Linked DNA regions of Homo sapiens: region 1 is linked to region 2. The links are chromatin loops, found by intact Hi-C in ENCODE. Cell type or tissue: transverse colon. All regions are shown on one strand. Each heading gives the region's core, and the rest is flanking DNA. Links, peaks and the distances in the headings are about the cores only.

What was found. A loop is a pair of places that touch in the nucleus more often than their neighbours do. Peaks named below come from ENCODE experiments on the same cell type or tissue, not always from the same donor. Only the 100,000 strongest peaks of a DNase experiment are listed, where the experiment ranks them.
Region 1: a loop joins it to region 2, with 5 times the contacts of the local background. A loop is called at or near these places in 31 of 110 quality-filtered maps.

Annotation. Positions count from the first base shown.
Region 1 is chr5:126,835,328-126,842,343 of GRCh38, reverse strand. It overlaps LMNB1 (lamin B1), which reads right to left. Exons shown (of 11, transcript NM_005573.4): 11 at 5,324-6,121. The coding sequence ends at 6,080. Among named protein-coding and RNA genes, the nearest start is that of LMNB1, 62 kb to the right of the region's middle. RefSeq lists enhancers at 514-1,256, 2,001-2,743, 2,744-3,488. In transverse colon, for the core only: a CTCF peak has its summit at 4,219 (motif pointing left); no DNase peak of the experiment used is centred there.
Region 2 is chr5:127,489,998-127,497,013 of GRCh38, reverse strand. No RefSeq gene overlaps it. Among named protein-coding and RNA genes, the nearest start is that of PRRC1, 24 kb to the left of the region's middle. In transverse colon, for the core only: a CTCF peak has its summit at 3,880 (motif pointing right); no DNase peak of the experiment used is centred there; H3K4me3 peaks cover 537 bases; H3K27ac peaks cover 765 bases; H3K27me3 peaks cover 458 bases.

The DNA of each region.
Region 1 (7,016 bases), core at 3,026-5,525, 650 kb after region 2:
CCATCTCATTAAAACCTAATCACCCTTACCCCACTCAACACCAATATCCCATCCCGCAGCATGCTTTAAAAAGATTAAAGCCTGTTATCACTTGCCTGCTACAGCATGGCCTTTTAAAGCTTATAAACTCTCCTTACAATTCCCCCATTTTACCTGTCCTAAAACCAGACAAGCCTTACAAGTTAGTTCAGGATCTGCGCCTTATCAACCAAATTGTTTTGCCTATCCACCCCGTGGTGCCAAACCCATATAACTCTCCTATCCTCAATACCTGCCTCTACAACCCATTATTCTGTTCTGGATCTCAAACATGCTTTCTTTACTATTCCTTTGCACCCTTAATCCCAGCCTCTCTTCGCTTTCACTTGGACTGACCCTGACACCCATCAAGCTCAGCAAATTACCTAGGCTGTACTGCTGCAAAGCTTCACAGACAGCCCCCATTACTTCCATCAAGCCCAAGTTTCTTCCTCATCTGTTACCTATCTCGGCATAATTCTCATAAAAACACACGTGCTCTCCCTGCCAATCGTGTCCGACTGATCTCTCAAACCCCAACCGCTTCTACAAAACAACAACTCCTTTCCTTCCTGGGCATGGTTGGATACTTTCGCCTTTGGATACCTGGTTTTGCCATCCTAACAAAACCATTATATAAACTCACAAAAGGAAACCTAGCTGACCCCATAGATCCTAAATCCTTTCCCCACTCCTCTTTCCATTCCTTGAAGACAGCTTTAGAAACTGCCCCCACTCTAGCTCTCCCTGACTCATCCCAACCCTTTTCATTACACACAGCCGAAGTGCAGGGCTGTGTGGTCGGAATTCTTACATAAGGACCAGGATTGCGTCCTGTAGGCTTTTTGTCCAAACAACTTGACCTTACTGTTTTAGGCTGGCCATCATGTCTCCGTGCAGCCGCTGCTGCTGCCCTAATACTTTGAGGCCCTCAAAATCACAAACTATGCTCAACTCACTCTCTACAGTTCTCATAACTTCCAAAATCTATTTTCTTCCTCATACCTGACGCATATACTTTCTGCTTCCCGGCTCCTTCAGCTGTACTCACTCTTTGTTGAGTCTCCCACAATTACCGTTGTTCCTGACCCAGACTTCAATCTGGCCTCCCACATTATTCCTGATACCACACCTGACCCCCATGACTGTATCTCTCTGATCCACCTGACATTCACCCCAGTTCCCCAAATTTCCTTCTTTTCTGTTCCTCACCCTGATCACGCTTGATTTATTGATGGTGGGTCCACCAGGCCTAATCGCCACACACCAGCAAAGGCAGGTTATGCTATAGTATAAGCCACTAGCCCGCCTCTTAGAACCTCTCATTTCCTTTCCATTGTGGAAATCTATCCTCAAGGAAATAACTTCTCAGTGTTCCATCTGCTATTCTACTACTCCTCAGGGATTATTCAGGACCCCTCCCTTCCCTACACATCAGGCTCGAGGATTTGCCCCACCCAGGACTGGCAAATTAGCTTTACTCAACATGCCCCGAGTCAGATAACTAAAACACCTCTTAGTCTAGGTAGATACTTTCAGTGGATAGGTAGAGGCCTTTCCTACAGGGTCTGAGAAGGCCACTGCAGGCATTTCTTCCCTTCTGTCAGACTTAATTCCTCAGTTTAGCCTCCCACCTCAATACAGTCTGATAACAGACGAGCCTTTATTAGTCAAATCAGCCAAGCAGTTTTTCAGGCTCTTAGTATTCAGTGAAACCTTTATATCCCTTACGGTCCTCCGTCTTCAAGAAAAGTAGGACTAAAGGTCTTTTAAAAAAACACACCTCACCAAGCTCAGCCACCAACTTAAAAAGGACTGGACAATACTTTTACCACTTTCCCTTCTCAGAATTCAGGCCTGTCCTCGGACTGCTACAGGGTACAGCCCATTTAAGCTCCTATATAGACGCTCCTTTTTATTAGGCCCCAGTATCATTCCAGACACCAGACCAACTTAGACTGTGCCCCCAAAAAACTTGTCATCCCTACTATCTTCTGTCTAGTCATACTCCTATTCACCGTTCTCAACTACTCATACATGCCCTGCTCTTGTTTACACTGCCGGTTTACACTGTTTCTCCAAGCCATCACAGCTGATATCTCCTGGTGCTATCCCCAAACTGCCACTCTTAACTCTTGAAGTAAATAAATAATCTTTGCTGGCAGGACTATGCTGAATCTCCTTAGGCACTCTCTAATCAGATATCCTGAGTCATCCCAATTCTTAGACCTTTTATACCTGTTTTTCTCCTTCTGTTATTCCATTTCGTTTCTCAATTCACCCAAAACCGTATCCAGGCCATCACCAATCATTCTATACGACAAGTGTTTCTTCTAACACCCCCACAATATCACCCCTTACCACAAGACCTCCCTTCAGCTTAATCTCTCCCACTCTAGGTTCCCACGCCACCCCTAATCCCGCTTGAAGCAGCCCTGAGAAACATCGCCCATTCTCTCTCTCCATACCACCCCCAAAAATTTTTGCCGCCCCAACACTTCAACACTATTTTGTTTTATTTTTCTTATTAATATAAGAAGGCAGGAATGTCAGGCCTCTGAGCCCAAGCCAAGCCATCGCATCCCCTGTGATCTGCACCTATACACCCAGATGGCCTGAAGTAACTAAAGAATCACAAAAGAAGTGAATATGCCCTGCCCCACCTTAACTGATGACATTCCACCACAAAAGAAGTGTAAATGGCCGGCCCTTGCCTTAAGTGATGAGATTACCTTGTGAAAGTCCTTTTCCTAGCTCAAAAAGCACCCCCACTGAGCACCTTGTGACCCCCCACTCCTGCCCGCCAGAGAACAAACCCCCTTTGACTGTAATTTTCCTTTACCTACCCAAATCCTATAAAACGGCCCCTCCCTTATCTCCCTTCGCTGACTCTCTTTTCGGACTCAGCCCGCCTGCACCCAGGTGAAATAAACAGCCGTGTTGCTCACACAAATCCTGTTTGGTGGTCTCTTCACACAGACACGCATGAAACGGATCACTCACAACATAGCCCTTGCTGGAGATGTGTTCACAATCCTAAAAACTCCATGAGAAAGCCAACTACCATTAGGAAAGTCAACAGACACAGCTAACAGAAAAATTAGCATTCTCCAAAACTCAAAAAAATAGAATTGAGACTATAAAATATGGTTAAAATGATTCATAAAAAGAATAAAAACTATAATAAAAAATTATGAAAAAGATAAATTTGAGAAAGAATCAAAGACAACTTCAGAAACAAAAAAATGAAGCCTAAAAAGTTCAATGGCTGGAATAAACAGATAAGACAGGGCTGAGAACAGAATCAGTGAGATAAATACGAAGGAGTTAACTGAGAATATAGTGTGGAGAAACCTAAAATACATGAAACAGGACAGGTTCAACACAGGTATAAAAGAAACCCCAGAAGGAAAGAACAGACAGTGGGGATGAGATAATACTCAACAAAATAAGAACATCCAAAATTTTCTTAATGAAGAACACAGAGATAAGACCTGAACAAGAGGAATAAAAATAAATCCATATCTAGGCGTGGTGGTGTGCACCTGTAATCCCAACTACTCAGGAGGCTGAGGCAGGAGAATCGCTTGAACCTGGGAGACAGAGGTTGCAGTGAGCGGAGATTGCACCATTGCACTCCAGCCTGGGCAACAACAGCGAGACTCTGTCTCAAAAAAATAAATAAAATAAAATAAAATAATAAAATAAATCCATACCTAAACAGAGGTGAAAACAAACACTGAAGACAAAACAAGGGGAAAATGTGAATCATGCTTGTTATCAAATAAATAATCCAAAAATGTATATATATGCTGTATGCCTAACATCAATTTCATGCGGAGATGCTGATTTTAATACACAGGATGGCAGCGTGCCCTCTAGCTCACTCACATTCTGCGGGAATGGGTTTAGGTGCAGCTCAATTTCAGAAAACCTCAATTTAGTCCAAAGTTTGTCAGTCTAAACAGACTCAGGAATCTACTACTGCCACACATCCAGGGGCAACAAACTGTTTATGTTGAGCCCTGCATTTGTACTCTCAATTTCCCCAGCATACACACTATTCTACTATGTTACAACTGCCAATTTTTCTTAATGCCCAAATTAATTCAAGTGTTGGCTTTTATAACCTAATTTATCCAGCAATAAAAGCACCTAGAATGTATTTTGATGACAAGAACCCCATCTTGTGGCAAAATGTTTCACAGCTGAGTTTGGCTGTGTACTGTAATGCCATTCCCACTCTGAAGATAAATCTGCGTTGAGAAGTTATCATTTTATCTGCTTTACCAGACAGAATTTCTAACCCAGCATTTATCTTGTGTCTGCGACGGCACCAAAGTATGCAGTAAATCTGCGGAACACAGTAATTCTGGGGCTTTGTGAGTTATTTTCAAGTGAAAGCTGGTAGTCTTTGTGCAGCTTACTGCAGGAATATTTTAAGAGAAAAACAAACACTGACTAGGGTTAGCTTCTGAAATATTATCTGTCCATTCTAGGAAGAGTTCAGATATTGCACTTCCTATAAGATGAACTCACTTAACTAAAGCAATCAAGACAAAACCTCCCCAAATCCACACGAATTGACACCATAATTAGCACCATACATAATAAAGCTACCCCACACACAGCACATTCGTATTTCATAGCATTCATGTTATTTTTCTAAAAGGTGGCTTTTAATCAATTTCTCGGCCCTTCCTATTTTAAAAGACAGTAGAATTACATTCTAAAATATTCTTCCCATTTTTTCTTTTACTAGGAATGTCCAGCATGGGAAACATGACAAAATGCTCTCTACGAATACAAAAACATTAGCCGGACATGGTGGTGTGTGCCTGTAGTCCCAGCTACTTGGGAGGCAGAGCCCAGGAGAGGTCAAGGCTGCAGTGAGCTAAGACCGTGCCATTGCACTACAGCCTGGGCAACAGAGTGAGATTCTGTCTTTAAAAAAAAAAAAAAAAAAAAAGGAATGTCTTCCTCAATGTTTTCTACTGTTCCTATTTGGTTTTCCTGAAGAAATTTTAAAAGGCCTTATTGTTAATAAGCTAAAAAATGTAATGAAGCATTGAGCATGATATCTGGCTCAAAAACATTAGTTATTATTATTGCTTTTATTATTGTTGTTATTAATGACAATTAAATACTGAAAGACCCCCAAAATAGCTTATCTTCCACAACTGGCAAAGCCTTAAAGAAAAATCCAGTTCAAAGAAGTCAAATTATATTTTTATCAAAAGCAAAACTGAAACAATACTTTTCTCCCCTCAAAATCTGTTTTTAAAGCGTTAAAAAGGACAGTATATCAATATTAAAAGAGCTTTTTTATTTGTTAATGTCACATAAGAAATTTAAGCAAGTTACACTATCTTAAAAAACACAACGAATGCATTTTAATAGAGAAACCCTTCCCTCCCTCCACCTCCCTCCCCCACCCTCCTCATGAATTAAGAATCTAAGAGAAGAAGTAACCATAAAACCAAGTTTTGTGGAATCCATCATCCAGAGTGCTTACATGGTGATTAGGTTAATATTGCCTTCTTACAAAATTTCTATTTTAAAAAAAATTATAACCTTGATTGCTTATTACAAAAAAATTCAGTACAAAAGTTCAATATATTGAAAAATGCTTTTCCCCTCCCTCACAGCACCGTTTTATATATAGCAGAGAATAATGAAGAGATTGCTAGTCTAGATGGGGCAATCTTCAAATTACACCAAGACGCACAGTGGTTTATTTACCCTCCCCTCCTCATAAGAACTTAAAAAAAAAGAAAAAACACACATACAAAAAAAGTCAAAAAATTTGAGGAACCCCTTCCGAACAGTACACAGTTATTAAGTTCAGTGTCAATAATTCACATCTTGCAACAAAGTGTATGGACATGATTTCTTTTACAAAACTTTCAGTGTCAAAAAGGAAATTAAGGCCATCAGATTTGCAGCTTAAAAATTCACATAAAGGAAATATAAAAATATTCTGTGCTTCTGAGAAGGCTCTGCACTGTATACAGGTAAAGATTACCATACTTCTTTATTTTGAGGAAGACAGTTGAAAATTTTACATAATTGCACAGCTTCTATTGGATGCTCTTGGGGTTCCCTGATGAGGAAAACAGAAGGAAAAATTAATACTAAAGAAATAGATCACAGTATTCTAAAATAAGACAAAAACTTTTAACTACAGGGATACCAAACCATATTACCTAACCTCAAATGGACCCTTTATCATCTCTCATCTTTTCTAACCTTTTCTTTTTTTCTTTTTCTTTGTTTGTTTGAGATAGAGTCTCACTCTGTTGCCCAGGCTGGAGTGCAGTGGTGCAATCTTGGCTCACTGCAACCTCTACCTCCTGGGTTCAAGCGATTCTCATGCCTCAGCCTCCCGAGCAGCTGCGACTACAGGTGTGCATCACCACCACGTTAGCCAGGCTGGTCTTGAACTCCTGGCCTCAAGTGATCCACCTGCCCTTGGCCTCCCAAAGTGCTGGGATTACAGGCGTGAGCCACCGTATCTGGCCTCTAACCTTCTTTTATGGACTTCTTTCTAGAATACCCCCCAACAAATTCCAGAACAGTAATTGTCAACTCTGGCTACACATTCAGATCCTGAGGAGTTTAAAACAAATTCTGATCTAGGTCCCTTGATCAATCAAATAAGAATTTCTCATTTTACTGGGAAAGGGTAGCTATCTATATATAATTTTAAAGTAATTCTAATGTGCAGCTCAATTTGAAAACCATTGTTCAATAACCTCTTTTGATAACTTAGGAAATAGGAGATCAGTGGATCAGCTTTTAACAACCACATCGGAGACTACAGCTTGCTAGATCCTGAACTTACACATCCCAAGCCATCTGCAGTGGATTTGTCCTCCAAGGTGAAGTCAACATGGCTCCTCTACCCATTTCTTTATCACTCATTAATTTCATATAACCTCACAATATGACTTGTGACTCACCACTGATTGAACTAAAACTGGTTTTTTGAAGGTCAC
Region 2 (7,016 bases), core at 2,808-5,307:
CTGGCTAGAGCTTTATCATTCTATCGATCTTTTCAAAAAGCAAGCTTTTAATTTCATCATTTTTCTTTATTGGTTTCCCCTTTTAAATTACGTTGATTTCTGCTCTTATGCTTATTATTTCTTTTCTTCTGCTTCATTTGGATTAAATTTGCTCTTCTTTTGCTACTTTCTTAAGGTGGAAGCCTTGATTGTTGATTTGGGATTTTCCAGGTGTCTTTCTGTTATTAATTTCTAATTTAATTCCATTGTGGTCTGAGAGTACACTTTTAATAACTTCTATTCTTCTAAATTTGTTAAGGTGTATTTTATGGCCCAGAATATGGGCTTTCTTCGTAAACGTTCCATGTGAGCTTGAGAAGAATCTGTATTCTGCTGTTGGTGAAATATTCTATAAATGTCAATTTAGATTCACTTGATTGATAGTGCTGTTCCGTTCAACTATGTCCTTAATGATTTTCTGCTTGCTGGATCTGCCAATTACTAATAGAGGGATGTTGAAGTCTCTAATTACAATAGTAGATTCATTTATTTCTCCTTGCAGTTCTGCCAGTTTTTGGCTCACACATTTTGATGTTGCGTTGTTAGGTGCATAGACATTAAGAATTGTTATGTCTTCTTGGACTCCTTTATCATTATGCAATATGCCTCTTTATCCCTGACAACATTTCTTGCTCTTAAAAATCTGCTTTGAATGACATTAATATAGCTACTTCAGCTTTCTTATGATTAGTATTAGCATGGTGTATCTTTCTCTATTTCTTTATTTTTAATCTATCTGTGTCTTTAAGTTTCTTGTAGACAACATATAGTTGGGTCTTGTTTTTAATCTATTGTGATACTCTGTAAATTAAATGGCTATTTATTTATTCATTGATTCATTTTTCCTCCCACAAGTTTTATTTGTTATTATTTGTGTGTGTGTGTGCAACAAGAACACTTAACATAATACAGTATTAACTATAGGCACTATGTTATACAGTAGATCTCTAGGACTTATTCATCTTGTGTAACTGAAACTTGCATCCTTTAACTAATACCTCACCAAACCCCTACCCCCACCCCAAACCAGCCCCTGGCAACCATCATTCTACTCTTAGCTTCTATGAGTTGGACTGTTTTAGATTCCTCATACAAGTGGGACCAAATGGTTTTCGTCTTTCTATCCAGTTTATTTCTAAGTGATATATTTAGACAATGATGTTTCATATGGTTATTGGTATAATTGGATTAATATATACCATAATTGTTACTGTTTTCTATGTGTTGCCCTTATTTTTTGTTTCCTGTTTTTGTCTTCCACTCTTTTTCTGTCTTCTGTGATTTTAGATAAACATTTTATACAATTCCATTTCTCTCCTGTCTTTGCAAATAAATTATGCTTTCACTTTTTATTTTTTAGTGGTTGTCCTAGAGTTAACGATTTGCAATTACAACTAACCCATGTACACTTTCAAATAACACTATACCACTTCACAAGTAATGCAAATTCCCAATGTTTTCCTCCCATCCCTTACAACATTGCTATTATTCTTTTCCCTATCCCCAAACTGAGTACAATATTGCTGTTATTCTTTAGAACAAACTGTTATCTGTTAAATCAACTAAGAAAAATAAAATATTTTATTTTGCTTTCCTTTATTTCTTCTCTAATGCTCTTCCTTTCTTTATGTAAATCAGAGTTACTGACCTATATGATTTTCCTTCTTTTTGAAAGACTTTCAGAATATCTCATGTTCAACTGGTCTACTGGATACAAATTCCCTACTTTTTAATTTGTTGAGAAATTATTTCTACTTCACTTTTGAAAGATAATTTTGCTGGGTGCAGAATTCTAGGTTGGTTTTTCTTGTTTCAACACTTTAAATATTATGCACCACTGTCTTCTCACTCGTGGTTTCTTTTCTTTTCTTTCTTTCCTTCCTTCTTTCTTTCTTTCTTTCTTTCTCTTTCTTTCTTCTTTCCTTCCTTCCTTCCTTGCTTCCCTTCCCTTCCCTTTCCTTCCTTCCTTCCTTCCTCTTTCTCTTCTTTCTTTCCTTTCTTTCTCCTTCCTTCCTTCCTTCCTTCCTTCCTTCCTTCTTTCTTTCTTTCTTTCTTTCTTTCTTTCTTTCTTTCTTTCTTTCTTTCTTTCTTTCTTTCTTTCTTTTCTTTCTTTCTGAAACAGGGTCTCCCTCTGTCACCCAGGCTGGAGTACAGTGGCATGATCTCAGCTCACTGCTACCTCTGCTTCCTGAGTTCAGGTGATTCTTGTGCTTCCTAGCCACCTGAGTAGCTGGGATTACAGGTGTGTGCCACCACATCTGGCTAATTTTGGTATTTTCTGTAGAGATGGGGTTTCGCCATGTTGGCCAGGCTGGTCCCGAACTCCTAAACTCAAGTGATCCTCCCACCTCAGCCTCCCAAAATGCTGGGATTACAGATGTGAGCCACCATGCTGGGCCCTACATGGTTTCTACATAAAAGCCTGATGTAATTATCATCTTTGCTCCTCTATAAGTAAGGTGGGTTTCTTTTCCCCTCTGGTTTCTTTTAAGCCATTATTTTTGTCTTTGCTTTTCTGTGGTTTAAATGTGATTTGCCTATGTATAGATTTTGGGGGGATATTTATCCTGCTTTGTGTTCTCTGAGCTTCCTGAATCTGTGATCTGGTGTCTCATTAATTTGGAGAAAATTCTCTGTCATTATTGCTTCAAATGTTGCTTCTGTTTCTTTCTCTTTCTTCTCCTTCTGGTATTCCCATTATATGTATTTATACCTTTGGCAATTGTCCCACAATTTTGGGGTATACTATTCTGTTTTTATTCATTCTTTTTTCTCTTTGCTTTTCAGTTTGAGATGTTTTTACTGATATATTTTTATTTTTTATTTTTTTATTTTATTATTATTATACTTTAAGTTTTAAGGTACATGTGCACAATGTGCAGGTTAGTGCTGATATATTTTTAATTTCACTGATTCTTTTCTCAGCCATGTCCAGTCTACTGATAAGTAATCGAAGGCATTCCTCCCTTCTATTGCAGGATTTTTAATTTGTATAATAGCATTTACTTTTGAGTCTTTCGTAGAGTTTTCATATTTGTATTTACACTACCCATCAGTAGTTGCATGTTGTCCACTTTTTCCATTAGAACCCTTAGCATATCACTCAGAATTCTTTCAGATTCCAAGTCTGATAATTCTAAAATTTCTGCCATATATGAGTCTAGTTGTGAGGCCTGCTCTGTCTCTTCACACTGTGGTTTTCACCTTTTTTCATGCCTTGTAATTTTTTGATGAAAGCTAAATATGAAGTACTGGGTAAAAAAAACAGATAAACATGTCCTTAGTGTGAGGTTTTATGGTTTATATATTTTATGTCTTTAGTGTGAGGTTTTATGTCTTTAGTTTTATGTCTTTAGTGTGAGGTTTTATGTCTTTAGTGTGAGGTTTTATATGACTGGGAGTTCGACTGTGTTTCCTCTTTGCAGTAGCTCTGTCAGAGGCTAAAGTTTCCTCTGGTGTCCCTGTTTTCGTCTCCTCTGTTGTCTTTGGATTTCCCTGGACACTTCTTAAATCATTCCTGAGGTTTGCAGTTCTTTCCACTGTAATTCCTGTTGTTGTACAGGAACCCTATTAAGGAGAAGTAAGGCGTAGAGTGAAGGAAATTGTTCATAGTCCTAAAATTTGCTTCAGTATTTTAGTGAGCCTGTGCCCCTGGACCATGACACAGTCATAAATTTGTTGTATTTCCTCTAGCACAAAATGACAGGTTAGGCTGAATCATGTCAAGAGCCTCAGCTAGTGCTATCTAAATTCTCTGATTGCAATAATTTAATCTCTTAGTTTGGTAATATCTTTGTGTCATTTTTGTAAACATCCACTAGGGGGAGAGAAAATGTGTCTCTCATCAGTAACAGGATAACAGGTAGACAGGAAAGGACATTCCCACAGCAACATTTGGATATGCTCAGTTTTTCCCCACAATGAATGCTCTACTTAAAGTAAAACAGCAATCTGAACATTTTGAAGATGTTCTTAAAACATCTTTATTGGAGATTTATTACTTAAGTAAAGTTGTCTTATTGCTTCTGGGAATTTTACCAAAGGCCATTAGAGGGAGCTCAAAGCTTTTAAAATAATATATATATACATATATTTTTCTTTCTCTGCTTTCAGCACTTGATTGTCATTGCTAGCACTTTATTCTTAAGGCCCTGAATTTTCCTCATTTTTTTTAAAGATCAATTGAAATGCAGGAGATTTACCCTAATGTGTCTACCTGAGAATAAAAAGAGAATAAATTGCTTTTAACGAATTACTTAAATAATATAAACATGTCATTGAAGTATCGCAGTATTTAGAGAACAGTCCGTTTTCATTATAACCATGTGAAGAATAAGAAATTACTTTAGAGATTCTCATAAATTAAAATTTTTTAAAAGGAATGAATTGCTTTCTAAAAAGACACAAAGAATATACATGATCTAATACAACAAAATCTATAAGCAACATCTTACTGGCATTTAGTAAAGGTTAAATCCTTACTCTATATAGGCAATTTTCCCCATGTAATTATATTTTAGTTTAAATTAAATTTTAGGTATACAAATTTTGATCCACAGGGATTTTTTGGTAATTCTGTTCTAATTATTTTTTAATTTCCATTATCTTCTTTGATTTATGACTTATTTAAAACTGTGTTTTAAACTTTCCAATTGTATGAGGATTTTATCTTTATTTTTTGATTTCTAATTTTGTTACATTGAGATACAAGAATGGGTCTACATTATGTTTGGTTTTTTTTTAAGGCTCAAATTTTGGGTGCAGGTAGGTGTGTGTGTGTGTGTGTGTGCGCATGTGTAAGAGAAAGAGAAGATTTTAGCTGTGACTTTTTTGTTATCTTGATGTTTCAGCTAAAGTCTCAGCTTCTCAATGTGCATGTTTGCTGGGCATTCTAAGATAATGTGAGACTGGGTTTACAAAACTTAAATCATCCTTCGCTTCAAATGCTGTATGAAACCAGGCTAGAGAATTGGTTATGGGATGATAAAGATGAAGAAAAGAAGTACAGTATTTCTTTAAAGAGAAAATTGGAGAATCATGATGTTTCTCGTCTCCATCTAGATGTGGCGCTAATGCTACTCTCATTTTAATCCCAGCCAGGGACATATATTGACAGAAACAATCAAAGAGCAAGACAGATGCTCCCTAGAATTTGAGGACACAGTAATTGGTATGGGGTTCATGAGTAAATATATTCTAAAAGTTAGAGCCAAAGTGATCTGCTTAGAAATGGACTGCACTTTCATAGTCTGTTAGGGCAAAAGTGAATGTACATTTCTCTCAAGATTTTATGGCTACTTGGGAGGGACATACTACCTAAAAGTATTACTTAGAAGAATAGGTAGCCACAACAGTAGGGTGAGCTGCTAGAATCTAGTAGCTAAGCTTAGGGTTTGTAAGCTGTATGCATGAGCAATACTGCGGGATCTTTCACAGTTTTTTACAAAACTGCCTTTAAAAGAAAGAGCACTGCGTGTGGAATACAAAGCAAAGCTTCATACCAGATTGTGACCCTGTGAGCCTTGAAAAATTGTTTTCTCCTTAATGCCCCTTTTATATCCTTCCTTCTCTTCCCATTGACCAAAAGCACATCCAGCAAGTGAGAAGGGGGTGTACGAAGAAAGAGGAAAGAAGCCAACCACGTCCTGCTTTCTCGTTGTAAGTTTTTGAACCCATGTGAGCTGAGCTGGGGAAGGAGAATCATCTAAAATTGGATGAGAATGTAGGGTTTATATTTGACTATGCTGTATTTTATCACATGAAAATGATTAGAAGAGCTATAAAACTTGTCAATATTTCATTCAGGAGCAAAGTCTTTAGAAGTTGAAAGATTAGTTAGTTTCTCCTTGCACTTTGCAACAAGCTTGATAGTTCAATATACCATGTATAAGGATACAAACAAATATAGCCACATTCTTATCCATATCTATTCCTATATCTATGCTATGTACACACACACACACACACACACACACACACACACATTAGCCCAAGATGGTTAATTCGATTTTTTAAATGTGTATACTTTTCCCAATGTTTGACATTTTCTACTTTTTCTCGAAATTCTTCAAATTTTCTTTACATAGTTTGAAGCTATCTTGTTCACATGGGTTCAGAATTATGGCTTACGGGTAAATTGTTTATTTAGCCACATGTTGGAATTTGGTTGTCCCTAATAAATCTTTTGCCTTACAGTCTATTTTGTTTGAAATTAATGTAATAACAACCATCTTCTTTTGGTTAGTGTTTGCTTTTCCATCTTTGAAGTTTCTATTTTTCTGCACCATTATGCTTTAAGTATGTGTTTTTTTTTGTTTTTTTTAGATGGAGTCTTGCTCTGTCTGGAGTGCAGTGGCACTATCTCAGCTCAGTGCAACCTCTGCCTCCTGGCATTTAGCAAAGGTTAAATCCTTACTCTATACAGGCAATTTTTTCCCCTAACATATGTATTTATATTTCCCTTTCAATTAAATTTTAGGTACACAATTTTTGTATTTTTAGGAGAGACAGGGTTGCACCTTGTTGGCCAGGCTGGTCTCAAACTACTGGCCTCAGGTGATCTGCCAGCCTTGGCCTCCCAAAGTGCTGGGATTACAGTCGTGAGCCGTTGCACCTGGCCCTTTTGAGTACGTCTTTTAAATAGCACAGAGCTGGGTTTTGTTATTTTACACAATATAAAACTCTTTGTCTTTTATCTGGAAAGTTTAATTCATTTTATTATTTTTATTTTTATTTTAGATTTATTTCTATAATCTTATTTTGTGCTTTTTATCTCTACCAGCTTTCTATGCTTCTTTTTCCTTCTTTCTCATTCTCAATTGGATTAATCTAATTTTTTATATTTCCTTTTTGCACCATCACTAATTCCACTCTGCATTGATTTTATTTCTATATTTTATAGGTATACTTCACTGAATAAGTTAATTTTCATAAAGTCATACAAGAAGCTTAAAAATCAAAACTTTCATGTGTAGGCT